3 separate regions of the Homo sapiens genome follow, and regions 2 and 3 are each linked to region 1. The links are chromatin contacts, found by Hi-C or POLR2A ChIA-PET in ENCODE. All regions are on one chromosome and are shown on one strand. The core of a region is the stretch at or near the end of the contact, and the rest is flanking DNA. Distances in the headings are between cores, read along the strand shown. Region 1 overlaps IQGAP2 (IQ motif containing GTPase activating protein 2). Region 2 overlaps IQGAP2 (IQ motif containing GTPase activating protein 2). Region 3 has its middle 28 kb from the start of F2RL1.

What was found. Hi-C counts contacts between places; a loop is a spot of excess contacts on that map. ChIA-PET counts read pairs that join two places held with the same protein, here RNA polymerase II (POLR2A). Pooled maps may share reads with other maps.
Region 2: a pooled map shows a loop between it and region 1 (9-fold over the local background). The contact joins two enhancer-like sites. A Hi-C loop is called at or near these places in 1 of 168 maps with a recorded cell type or tissue (CD8-positive, alpha-beta T cell) and 5 of 50 pooled maps. POLR2A ChIA-PET finds 5 or more read pairs at or near these places in 2 of 52 experiments (Panc1 and activated CD8-positive, alpha-beta memory T cell).
Region 3: a map of endothelial cell of umbilical vein shows a loop between it and region 1 (6-fold over the local background). The contact joins two enhancer-like sites. A Hi-C loop is called at or near these places in 1 of 168 maps with a recorded cell type or tissue (endothelial cell of umbilical vein) and 6 of 50 pooled maps. POLR2A ChIA-PET finds 5 or more read pairs at or near these places in 6 of 52 experiments (AG04449, AG04450, H1 and 3 more).

What each region holds. Positions count from the first base shown.
Region 1 is chr5:76,688,613-76,692,938 of GRCh38, forward strand. All of the region lies in intron 30 of IQGAP2 (IQ motif containing GTPase activating protein 2), which reads left to right. Among named protein-coding and RNA genes, the nearest start is that of NCRUPAR, 22 kb to the right of the region's middle. Within about 2 kb of position 2,604, at least 6 of the 41 ENCODE cell types and tissues checked have a DNase peak (open chromatin) inside an H3K27ac peak, as active enhancers do; they include endothelial cell of umbilical vein, where a contact is called at or near this core.
Region 2 is chr5:76,580,283-76,584,608 of GRCh38, forward strand. All of the region lies in intron 5 of IQGAP2 (IQ motif containing GTPase activating protein 2), which reads left to right. Among named protein-coding and RNA genes, the nearest start is that of F2RL2, 41 kb to the right of the region's middle. RefSeq lists an enhancer at 1,945-2,034. Within about 2 kb of position 2,134, at least 4 of the 41 ENCODE cell types and tissues checked have a DNase peak (open chromatin) inside an H3K27ac peak, as active enhancers do.
Region 3 is chr5:76,788,833-76,793,158 of GRCh38, forward strand. No RefSeq gene overlaps it. Among named protein-coding and RNA genes, the nearest start is that of F2RL1, 28 kb to the right of the region's middle. Within about 2 kb of position 1,944, at least 15 of the 41 ENCODE cell types and tissues checked have a DNase peak (open chromatin) inside an H3K27ac peak, as active enhancers do; they include endothelial cell of umbilical vein, where a contact is called at or near this core.

The sequences.
Region 1 (4,326 bases), core at 1,354-3,853:
TCGGATTTAGGATGCTGAAGCAGTAAGTATATAATGCAAATGTTCCAAAATCTGAAAAGATAAAAAATCTGAAACACTTTTGGGCCCAAGCATTTTGAAAAAGGGACCCACAATCTGTAAAGAGAGAAAGAGAATAACATGTGCATATATATATATTAAAATAAACATGTATAAAATATGTATGTAATATTCTCAGCAACCCCAAGAGAGTGGAGGTTATTATCAGTATTTTACAGATGAGGAAACTAGGCACAGAACAGGTATAAACCTTTTCCTGGGTAACACAGTTACTAAGTGGAGCAGAGATTCAAACCCACATGATTTGAAATCCTCCAGGGCCCACACTCTTGATCATAAAGTTTTACAACTTGTCGAGGGCAAGGTCATTGTTCTTTGCATTCTTAGGAATCTTAGAATAAATAATGAGAATTATTAGCTGAGCAGTTACTGAGTAACGGAGGCTGGAGCATCTTTCCAGGCCAAAGAGGAGGGACAAAGGGCACATATCGGAGTAGGAAGAAACATTTATTTCTTTTTCCCTTGTGTATGTTTATAGAATAGAGAACCTCAGTTTGGGCTATTGCTATTTTTCTAATACTACCAAGCACAGGGATATTTAAAAAAAAAAAAAAAAAAAAAAAAAACCTGGTCGAGGAATCCTAAAAACCTAGTCGAGGGGTCTTAGGGATGACATAGGGTTATAGCCTCAATCTATCACTTATTAACCATGGAACTCAGCAAGTTGCCTCGCCATCAGTTTTCTCCTCCATAATATAGAGGAGAGGGGAAAGGAAGGGCTATGATGATCACATGAAATTATAATTAATACCACATAAATTATATAAAACTATGCAGTTGTCAACCTTTCATTATAACTTATGATTCAACTTAAAATATGTGATCCTTATGGCCTTAATTAAGCTTAGTTTCCCACAAAAGTATGTGTGTTTAAGTAGAAGGCAATATTTGTGGTTTTTAATCATACTTAGCTGCTTGAGTGCTTAAATTGTCATCTCTTAAGAATTTCCTGTCACATGATTAAGTTTAGGTTCCATGATCCCAGCTGAAAGATTTCCTTGTTTTTTGGTCCAAACTAGCAGGAGCACTAAATGGCTAAGGTGATATTTGAGGTCTGGAGCTAATAATGTAAATTATCTTGTTAGGATGTTAAATACTGAAAATATTCCTTAGTTTCCACAAACACTGATTGCTTTTCAACCTTGGGCACAGTATAAGCAGATGACAGAGGGGGAGCTTCAGGAATGCTACTGGTAATAATAGATACCATATGAATGGAGTGGCCAAACCCAAGGGGCCACACCAGCTTACAAGCGCCGTATGGGCTCATTTATCTACAGTGGGGTTTGAGCACAGCTATGATGAATAAACTCCCTGGTGTATTTCTTTCTCTTTTTTTCTTAATTCTTTTTCAAAATTAGATACCTCCTCATTCAGGGAGAGCAAGACCCGTGGTTTGGATCAACCTATCTTACATATTTGAAGAGCCCTGGCGCCAGTACTCTAAGCAGTTGATTTATGCTGGTCAGACCATATCCAGAATGTTATATTTGGACTGGGGTGGGAAGGGGGATGCATATTAAGGTCATTGGTAACTGGAATGTGAGCAGGACTGTGAGCTCTCTGCAGATGCCATTGTGAGGAGCTTTAAGGGACTGAGTGGTTTCACTTGGAAAAAGGAAAGATGGTGGAAGAGGGGATAGAGGAACACAGTCTTGGCATTTCTCTATAGGTTTTTCAGGAGCTGCTGATTTGGAAAGGGAATTGGACTTGTTTCCTGCAGCTCTAGTCTCTTAGGTCTTAGTTGCCACATTTGTACAATCAGGGATTGGATTGTTTTTCAAAGGTCTCTCTCCGGGCCACAGTCCTAAGACTAACCAGGTTTCATGACTGGGTGGCCCTGGAAGGCAGGCCTCTCAGAGTGAGCTCCTGTTTGAGAATGGAATGTGCCAATATTGTACTCTCCAAAAGAAATTTAATATGAGCCACATGTAATTTTAACTTTTCTAGAAGCCTTATTTTAAAAAGAAATAGATGAAATTAATTCTAATAATATATTTTATTTAACCCAATATATCCAAAAATATTTAAATATGTAATAAATGTAAAAAATTGATGAAATATTTTACATTCTTTGTTTCATACAACATCTTCAAAATCCAGTGTGTGTTTCACACAGCACATCTCAGTTTGTACTAGCCATGTCTCAAGTGCTCAAGTGCCACCTGTGGCCAGTGGCGGCCATCATGGGCAGCACAGCTTTAACGACCATGTGAGTGCTTACCATGTGCCAGACCTCACAGAAGGCTTTAGATCTTTTCATCCAATCCTTGCATCAGTCCTGAGAGATTCCTGTTTTATAAACGAAAAAACAAAACCTACAAGGATTATATAACTTGCACAAATCCACATGGCTAATATGCAACAAGAGTCCAAGCCAAGACAGATTTGGCTTTAAATCTGTCCGTCCCCGTCGTCCTTAAGCACTAGACACACTGTAGTGGGAGGGAGGTGGGTTCCCTGTCATGGGACTGGATGGTTACTTATGTCTGAGGTAGAACTTTGGCAATGAATTCCACAGGCCTGGTGTACAGTAGAAGTCCAAGGGAAACAGGCTGTGTGAGCAGTTTGTCCTCCAGCAACTCTTGAGCAAATAAACATTCTTTGTCTTTGGTGGGGCACGTTTTATTGACTCCAGTCATTTGGTCATTGCACAGCTTCTCTAAAGAACTAGAAGTTCCCTAGAAACTGTATATCACAATTAGTTCTGAGAATACTATTTCAAACAAGAAAGTTACTATATTGACATTTTTTAAATCATCCAAAGCTTTTATTTTTAACTCAGTGTTCCTGTTTAATACATTGATGATGATGGCTGGAGGAAGGTGGTGTGTAGGAAGGAAAGGATACATTGCTTTCTCAGCCACAGCCGCTTTAGGAAACATGCCATCCCCCACGTGGCTGTAATTAGCTGTGGGCCCACCTTTGAGTCTCTGTGGAGTATTTAGCTGTGCATTCCCAGACAGCCTGTAAATCCCCAGCAGCAAAGGGTCATGGGGCCAGAGGAAATGGTTCTCCAAAGGCTAGGGGGAAGGGAGGCAAGGAAGACACATTGTGATTGTTCTTTTCACACAGACTTCTGATAAATAGGAAATGAGAAAAATGATGTTTACAGATGGCTTATTGGATTTTATCCTATTTTCAAAAGTAATATATTTGTAATTAACTTGAAGGGTTTTCTCTGTCATTTGGGAGTAGTTGCCCATATCCTTCAAAATGTGAAAATTTTGTTCTCATTTCTAAATTTCATGCTACATGAACATTTCCTGCTAGAGTTTAGGAAGAAAAATTAGTCATTCAGTGATATCATGTAATGACTCTGAAATAACTAAAGTTAAATGCAATAACGGGACTACAGTAAAAGTGAAACTTCAGATGTCAATTAGACCAGTGTATGTATAATTTAAACAAACTTTTGTCTGTGTTTCCTTTTCTTCTTTCTTTTCTTTCTTTCTATCTATCTATCTAGATATCTATCTGAGATGGTATCTCACTCTGTCACCCAGGCTGGAGTGCAGTGGCACGATTTCAGCTTACTGCAACCTCTGCCTCCCGGGTTTAAGCAATTCTCACACTTAGGCCTCCTGAGCAGCTGGAATTACAGGCACATGCCACCATGCCCAGCTAATTTTTGTATCCTTAGTAGGGATGGGGTTTCGCCATGTTGGCCAGGGTGGTCTGGAACTTCTGACCGCAGGTGATCCGCCCACCTCGGCCTCCCAACATGCTGGGATTACAGGAGTGAGCCACCGCGCCTGGCCCTTTTTTTTCTTTTTAGAAGGAAAGCCTTTTCCAATAATACTGTTTCCACCTTATGTAAAAGTGAGCAAATTTGACCCTTTAGCTTTTATGTTAAAACCTTTGTACGTAATTACATAACATGATGCCTCCCTAGGAAGTGGTGGCCAATTGCCATAAAGAACACCTATGAGAGAACTACGGTTTTCGTACTTCCAGAAGAATTTTCCAGCTCTTTACTGTTTACTGAGAAGCTCTTCTATTCTCTTCCACCTGAAGACTGGAAGAAGACCTAACAAATAGGTTTCTTTGTTAACCCTATTTGTTAGTTGCTCAGGCCCTTGAACACCATCCTCCTCGCTGCTGTGTCAGCTGACAGACCAAGCCTCCACAGCCCACACTGAACGTTCGCTCCCACTGGTCTTCAGACTCTTTAATAGCTTTCTGATAGTAGGAAAGGTAACAGTTGGTCTGGCTCCTAAAGGCTTATGAGGTATTAAGCCAGCTCAG
Region 2 (4,326 bases), core at 884-3,383, 110 kb before region 1:
AGAAAAAAAAAAAAGCATGGTGGCACACGCCTGTAGTCCCAGCTACTCGGGAGGCTGAGGCAGGAGAATAGACCCAGGAGGCGGAGATCACAATAAGCCAAGATCGCGCCACTGCACTCCAGCCTGGGCAACAGAGCGAGACTCCGTCTCAAAGAACAAAACAAAACAAAACAAAACAAACAAACAAAAAACAGATATAGAAGAAACAAAGTACTTGTGTTTTAATAATGCTCCCCAACTTGTTAAAGTCAATATAAATACACATTCGCTATTTATCTCTTTTTTTTATTACAACTTCCTTTTTGGACACTGTATATTATTCTCTTGATTATTGTTTTGAACCTGTGGCCTTTCTCAGACTTAACCAAGATTAATATCTCTTTCTTTTTGATGAACCAGATTGTTTCAGCTTGGTCAGTCTGAGCTCTTTCTGGCCCACTTCCTTGTCCTTCTAGCACCGTCCCTGACATTCTTTGAAATATCCTTGCTCGTGGTCACAACAGGATGTTCCAGTCCTATCCTGATTATTTCTGCTTTGAGATGTGGAACCACCACTCTCTAGGGATTCCTCTTAAAAGTCATGTGTTTATATTAATTTTTCAAGTTTAACCTTATTAGCTTACTGGATTCTGCTTTTCTTGCTGTCTAGTTCATTTGACCATTGAGATTCTTCTACATGGGCAGCCACAAACGGAAGCTATGTCTGCCTCTCCTCTGTGATAGGATTACTCTTCCCGCTGCTGATACTGTAGCTGTGTCGCAGCAGCCATGTTTTCAGGTGCAATGGTGATGCCATGGCTCTGGCAGACCCACTTCTGGTTCACCAGCCGTCCAGGTACTCTGGGAGCTTTGTGGAGTAGAGTTTGTCTAGCCAGCTCCCACACAGCCAGGTGGCTGTCTTGCTTACCAGGTGGCCTTTGAACCTGCTCCTCAGGCATTAATGCATAACTTTCCTTGTCTTAACACTCTGTTCCCTTAGAACCTTTTCCTTCCCTAAGAAACTGATTGAACCCTTATATCAGATTGATTATATCTCTAACAGTGAACATATTTGCATTTATAAATAAGATTTCCAAAGACAGTTTCTTAGCTCAAAGGACAGGCTCTAATCCTAGGTTCTCAGAAGGGATATCTGGAGATGGCAGTATTTGGAAGTAAGGTGAGGGAGGCAGTTGCACCTGCTTATTTCTTTCAAGTCCTTCCTTGCTCAGAATTCTCTCTGTGCTCTGAACCATTCCTTTCCCTTTCCTCCTCTTTCTGTCCTAAATTAGTATGGTGGTTATGCCTTTCTGTCTTCCTAAATTCTGAGCTCTTAAGAGACTATGAACCACATCTTGTTACTTCATACAGCTTACGTGCTATTGATTCCAAGTTAAAGTCTCTGGAGTTTGTATATTTAACTCTTCAGGAGGTTTAATTGAACTAATTTCTCTATGATAAGGCTACCTCAGGATTCCTTTGGTTTGGGGCTGAAAATTAGGTATAGAACCCTGGATTTTGATATGATATTGGCAGTGATATATGTGACTAAGATGGAAAAATTTGGTTCAGTAAATAAAACTATTTCAAACATGGAGTCTGTGGTGAAATAGAGATTCTTGGCATTGGAAAAAGTAAGAAAACCACTTTGATAGGTTATCAATAAGTGTTTGTATACAAAGGACACATTTATTTAACAAAGAATAGTAAGAACAAAGGTTAACACAAATGGAGCTTTTAACTATGTGCCTGGCACTGCACAAAATACTGTACTGGTATAATCTCATTTTATCTTCATAACATATCTGTGCAGTGGTCACTATTATTACTCCCATTTTATCACCAAGGCAGTTGAGGCACAGAGAGGCTGCCGAAGGTCACACAGTTAGTAAAAACCAGGATATGTGAGAACTGAACCTGTGCTATTATGAATTCAGCCAGCCAATGGCTTCAAAAGAAGTCAATTATTTCCCTACTTCTAAGAAAATTAAAAGAACACTGGTATCAGACTTGAACTTCAGCACAGGCCTCTCAGCTATTATATTTAACATGTTTTAAATGAAGAATCATGGAACTTGAGAAGGGGAAGGGCCTTGGGAAGTTATTGTAGTCTAAGTCATTCATTTCACAGATAAGGGAACTGAAAGCTTGGGTTACGTGACTTGCTCTTAGTCACACACTGAGGTTTTACCAGTTTTGGGACCAGGATTCAGCGCTTCTGGATTCTAGTCCTGTGGTCTTTCTGCTCTACCATGAGGCTTTGATATACAAACATTCATTCCACATGTTATAGTACAAAATGAGCTACACATAATGTGATCCAAGAAAGCTGAAATAAATTTAGCTCCTGCCTTTTAAGTTTGCATTTCATTACGATAGTACCTTTTAGTGTATATCCTGAAAGTATAGAAAAAACTAATACCACTAGTTTTATCTTGAAAGTGGTAGAAAAAACTAATGCCATGTGATATTGGCAGTAATGTATGTGACTAAGATGGAAAAATTTGGTTCAGTAGATAACAACTACTACTACTACTACTACTATATACTACTTTCATGATATACACTAAATGGTATTTTTTAAAACTTTCTTTATTGCTTCCTGGACTTTAAGTGATATTATTTGTACAAGTAGGAGCACATGGGTCAATGAGTCGGTAGCTACCTCTGGGCAACCCCTCCGTTGCTGGCCTCACTCAGCTGCACAGGTGTGCTGTAGCTTTTGGTGTGGTAGGAGGCTTGCTACCTCACAAAAAGTGCTCTCTTAGACATGAGAAGCAAAGGTGACATTAATTCCATGACTTCCTTTGGAATGCTCTCAGCCCTTTGACTTGGCTGTTAGGTACCAAACGGTGCTTAATAAATTAACTGTTGAAGAGCTACATGAGATTGGCACTTTTTCTATTCGATGGGCTTTTTTGTTTTTTAGATTAAGACTTGATTTCCTATATACTTCAGGTAATAAGCAGCCTCATTTGAATTTAAATGCTTGGGAAGGAAGTTTGCTATTGCTGTTTCTTTTCAGCATGGGAATACTGGGTAAACACAGTTTCCTGATAAACATTTGCCCGTTTGAGTAATCAGCTGGGAAGCACCTCCCACACAGAGATTAGGTGTAAAACGCCCATACCATGAAAAGTGATCTTTCCAAAGCTAACAGTTTAAACCTCAACATCAATGATTTAAAAAAAAAGAAAAAAAGTTGAAAATTGAGGCCAAACAGAAACTATACAATATTTTTTTTAATTTTTTAGTAAATGAGATTTTTTGATATATGCAAATGAGATCTTTACCTGATCAATATTAGCTTAAGAAAATATCAGACTTAAATTTAAAAGCAAAGATTCTTCCATGTTCAGAAAGCTAACTTCTCAGCACCACCTTGTGGTAACTTTTACTTAAGCCAGGATGTTTGTTTATTGTAAGATTTATATTAATATTACATTGTACAATGGAGAAATTAAAAATGTAATTGGAAATAGCTATCTAACTTCTTTATCATCAAAGGGGAAAATTAACAGTTTAGTATAAACATTTTACTTCATGTTATCATCAAACCTATATTTTGTGGTAGCCTAAGTACCTTAATTTAGGGATAGCATGGTAGAGAAAATTTTTTTTTTTTTTGAGACACAGAGTCTTGCTCTGTTGCCCAGGATGGAGTGCAGTGGCACAATCGTGGCTCACTGCAACGTCTGTCTCCCTGGTTCAAGCAATTCTCCTGCCTCAGCCTCCCTAGTAGCTGGGATTACAGGCGTGTGCCACCGTGCCCAGATAATTTTTGTATTTTTAGTAGAGATGGGGTTTCACCATGTTGACCAGGCTGGTCTCGAACTCCTGACCTCAAATGATCGCCTGCCTTGGCCTCCCAAAGTGCTGGGATTACAGACGTGAGCCACTGTGCCCAGCCGAGAAAAATATTTTTATATAGGAGCTGTTCCATAAATAGTAATTAAATGAATGAATGGATAAACAGAGCATAATGTGAAAACAGTTGCATCAAGATCATTGAGCACAGCTGTCTTATCCCCTTTCCAAAACTAACATGAAATTAACTACAGTAATAACTTTTAAAAAATACATTTGCGATAAAAATGCCATCTACTAACCAGAAATTTGAACAACCCCTAACATGAAGTAAACAGACAGAATTCGATTGACTGAGAAACAAACTGGGAGAAGATCACAGCCCACAAAACGCTGGGGGTTGCAGCAGAGGTAGGAGCTGTCGTGAGGTTTGCTCCAAGCAAAGGGGACAGCAAGGAAAAGAAGAGCCTCAAAGTGAGCAATCGTCAGCCTAGGACCAGCAGAACTATATGGCCCTTCCCTAAAGCAGCAAGTGTAGAT
Region 3 (4,326 bases), core at 694-3,193, 100 kb after region 1:
GATCTCGGCCACTCTTTTTTTTTTTTTTTTGAGAAGGAGTCTCTCTCTGTCACCCAGGCTGGAGTGCAGTGGTGCAATCTCGGCTCACTGCAAGCTCTGCCTCAGGGGTTCGTGCCATTCTCCTGCCTCAGCCTCCCGAGTAGCTGGGACTACAGGCGCCCGCCACCACACCCGGCTAAGTTTTTTTGTATTTTTAGTAGAGATGGTGTTTCACTGTGTTAGCCAGGATGGTCTCGATCTCCTGACCTCATGATCCACCCGCCTCGGCCTCCCAAAGTGCTGGGATTACAGGCATGAGCCACAGCGCTTGGCCTTTTTTTAGACAGAGTCTAGTTCTGTCACCCAGGCTGGTGTGTGTCATGTGCATCCATGTGAAGAGACCACCAAACAGGCTTTGTGTGAGCAATAAAGCTTTTTAATCACCTGGGTGCAGGTGGGCTGAGTCCGAAAAGAGAGTCAGCAAAGGGAGTTAGCAGTGGGGCAGTTTTATAGGATTTGAGTAGGTAGTGGAAAATTACAGTCAAAGGGGGTTGTTCTCTTGCTGGCAGGGGCGGGGGTCACAAGGTGCTCGGTGGGGAGCTCTGGAGACTTATTGTCCAGGAAAAGGAATGTCACAAGGTAATGTCATCAGTCAAGGCGGGAACCGGCCATTTTCACTTCTTTTGTGATTCTTCAGTTGCTTCAGGCCATCTGGATGTATACTTGCAGGCTTGGGCTCAGAAGCCTGACAGTGTGCAGTGGCACAATCTCAGCTCACTGCAACCTCCGCCTCCTGGGTTCAAGCAATTCTCCTGCCTCAGCTTCCCGAGTAGCTGGGACTACAGGCGCACGCCGTCACATCTGGCTATTTTTTTGTCTTTTAGTAGAGATGAGGTTTCACTGGGTTGCCCAGGTTGGTCTCGGACACCTGAGCTCAGGAAATCCACCCTCCTGGGCCTCCCAAAGCGCTAGGATTACAAAAAAATCCTCTTTGACTATCCTCTATTTCCTTTCTTTTGCTCTTTCTTCCCTTATCTTCCTCACCAACTTTTTAATCTACATACAAAATATTCTGTGCATTGTGGAGAGCAGGGAATTGAAAGTGTGGTTGGCTGAATAATGGTCATCCAGAGATAGCAGTCCCTAATCCCTAGCACTTGTAAATGTTGCTGTATAAGGAAAAACGGGCTTTGTGTATGTGACTAATTTAAGGATCTTGCCATGGGGAGATTATCCTGGATTATCTGGGTGGACCATCACAAGTGTCCTTGCACAAGCCAGGCAAAGGGAGATTAGACGCACAGCAAGAGAGGAGGCAACGTGGCCACCAAGGCAGAAATTAGAATAATACGGCCACATGTCAAGGAGAGCCAGCAGCCACCAGGAGCCGGAAGGGACAAGAAGCAGATTCTCCCTAGAGCCTTCCAAAGGCCCACAGCCCTGCTGACAGCTCGCTTCCACCAGTGATACAGATTTCAGACTTCTGGCTTCCAGAACAGTGAGAGAATATATTTCTGTTGTTTTAAACTATCTAGTTTATGGTAATTTGTTACTGCAGTCACAGGAAACAAATACGCAATATGAAGAAGATGTGAAAATATTATACCTTTAAAACAAGGCAGAAAGAAGGAAGCAAGGATGCTGAGCTCATGAGTGCAATGTTAGTCACCTAGCACACAAAGGAGTGAAAGCCAGATAAAATAATCCAGAAAACCATGTGTCTTTCGAAAATAAATCTAGGATTAGAATAGGACAGACTGAGTAACACAGGGAAAAGTAATAACTCTGTTGATCCATCTAAACCAGATATATAATCTCCTGACAAATAGAGCAGGAGGTATGAATAGGAGGACATTTTAGTTGTTTAACTGGTGAAATGTTAGGGGGTGGAAGGGGGAAAGAGTGGCACAGGCTAAATCGGCTAGATGACTCAGAAAATGAATTTGTTTTCAGATAATTGCTTCCTAACGTAGCAATGATGCAGCTCTTAGTCATTCCAATAGCAAACAGCCATTCTGATAGCAATTCCACAGAGACAGCAAACCAGCTAGAACAAAAGACTGCTCCACCCACAACAAGGACTCTGGTGGGAAAAAGTTCCTAGTGAATGAATCCAACATAATTGACTCTGAGCTGCTCTTGTGTCAAAGACAGGCTATGAGAAACTGGCATGGATGGGAACAGCTTCAGACATTGGCTTCCTGTTGTGTCTTCTTGCTGCTGTGAAATGAGGCTCTAAGATAAACAGAGCAGAGGCACATCTGGAGAGGAAGGTTACCAGAAGGGTGATGTCACTAGCAGCAAATCAGAACCCCATCTTTCAGCCTAGCAGGGATTTGAAGGATTTGTATCATAGTATGCAAGGGGCTTCCAGCACTGCATGGCCTCTATCTTTAATCAAAGTCAGAAGCCTACAGGCAGGAGTGGGCTGAGCTTCTCATGTGTGCTCACATCGTGCTGGTGAGCCACTGAAGGCCTGATAGGAGGAGAGTAAGACTCAAAAACTCTGCTTAAAATCCAGATGTGTAAATGAGACGTACTCTATTAAAGAGGACAAGAATCAAACATAGGAAAACTATTATACCACTAAGATGACACAAGGCCCAAGCTGAAGTGCTTAGAAGTTTGTGGATATGAATTAACATATTTTTTTTCTTGAGTTAGCATGTGATTCCTACTCTTTGAGAAAGGTGGCTTTAGCCATGAGCTTGTACTGTTGGTGGGACTTGCTGTTTAATCAGTCAACAAATCACCAATGGGCACAGCTGTGTGCTAAACGCCAACAGGAATATAAAAGCACAGCATCCCTGATCTTAAAGGGTTTTTGCAGTTCTGCTGGGAAAATTAAACAAGCAGGAAACATCAGCATTCCAATGCAGTAAAAGCATATTGTGTACTCTTGCCTGTTGCTGCTACAGGAGTTTATTAATTCATCCACTCAACTAATAGTTATTGAATGTCTGCTTGGTGCCAAGCATGCTTCTGGGATACAGCAGTGAACAAACCAACACCAAATCTCTGCCTCATAGAGCTTACATAGGGTTGGGGAAGGTCAGACGCATTGGAGATATCTACTAGACACCAAGGTGGAGATCAGATTGATGAGGGTGGAGCTCAGGGAAGAGATCTGGACCAGAATTCAGAACTCAGAAGATGTAAACACCAGAGTGGGCTGGAGATGCTTCAGGGAGCAGGGAAGACTTGAATGGGGCCCGTTTCACAACAGCAACAAAAGCCTCTTTCACCAGTTCTCTAGGCCAAGGCCCAAGCCCTCCTGGTTTATCTACTGCCTCTTTTCCCCACTTCTCCTTATCAGTTTCCTCTTTCCGGCCCATTTTCTTCATTCCCATCTGTCTTCTTCCCTTCCCCGTCTGCTTCCTTCATCTCTTCCTTGGATGGTTCCCTTCCTGCTTCCTTGATTCTATTCTCACCCCACTATGTTCCATAATGAATAAGAAAAATCAATTAAGCAAAAAATTATTCTGACCAAAGATGATAGGAAAGGAAAGAATTCTTAGAGGATCACCCCTTGAGAGAGAATTCAGTCTGTGTTAATTCTTTCAATCTGAGTAAAGTCTTCCAGGCTCCTGAGCTTGCCTTTCTGTGTGATATTGTTACAGGAAAGGGGTCCCGATCCAGACCCCAAGAGGGGGTTCTTGGAGTTTGCGCAAGAAAGAATTCAGATTGAGTCCATAGAGTAAAGTGAAAGCAAGTTTATTAGGAAAGTAAAGGAAAAAAGAATGGCTACTCCATAGACAGAGCAGCCCCGAGGGCTGCTGGTTGCCAATTTTTATGTTTTTTTTCTTCTTATCTTTTTTTTTTTTTTTTTTTTTAAGATGGAGTTTCACTCTTGTTGCCCAGGCTAGAGTGCAATGGCCCGGTCTCGGCTCACTGCAACCTCCGCGTCCCGAGTTCAAGCATTTCTCCTGCCTCAGCCTCCCAAGTAGCTGGGATTACAAGCGCCCATCACCATGCCCAGCTAATATTTGTATTTTTTTTAGTAGAGATGGGGTTTCACTATGTTGGCCAGGCTGGTCTTGAACTCCCGACCTCAGGTGATCTGCCTGTCTCGACCTCCCAAAGTGCTGAGATTACAGGTGTGAGCCACTGTAACTGGACTGGTTATTTCTTGATGATATGCTAAACAAGGGGTGGATTATTCATGCCTCTCCTTTTTAGACCATGTAGGGTAACTTCCTGATGTTGGCATGGCATTTGTAAGCTGTCACAGCACTGGTGGGAGCATAGCAGTGAGGATGACCAGAGGTCACTCTCGTGGCCATCTTGATTTTTGGTGGGTTTTGGCTTCTTTTTTTTTTTTTTTTTTTTTTTTTTGAGATGTTGTTT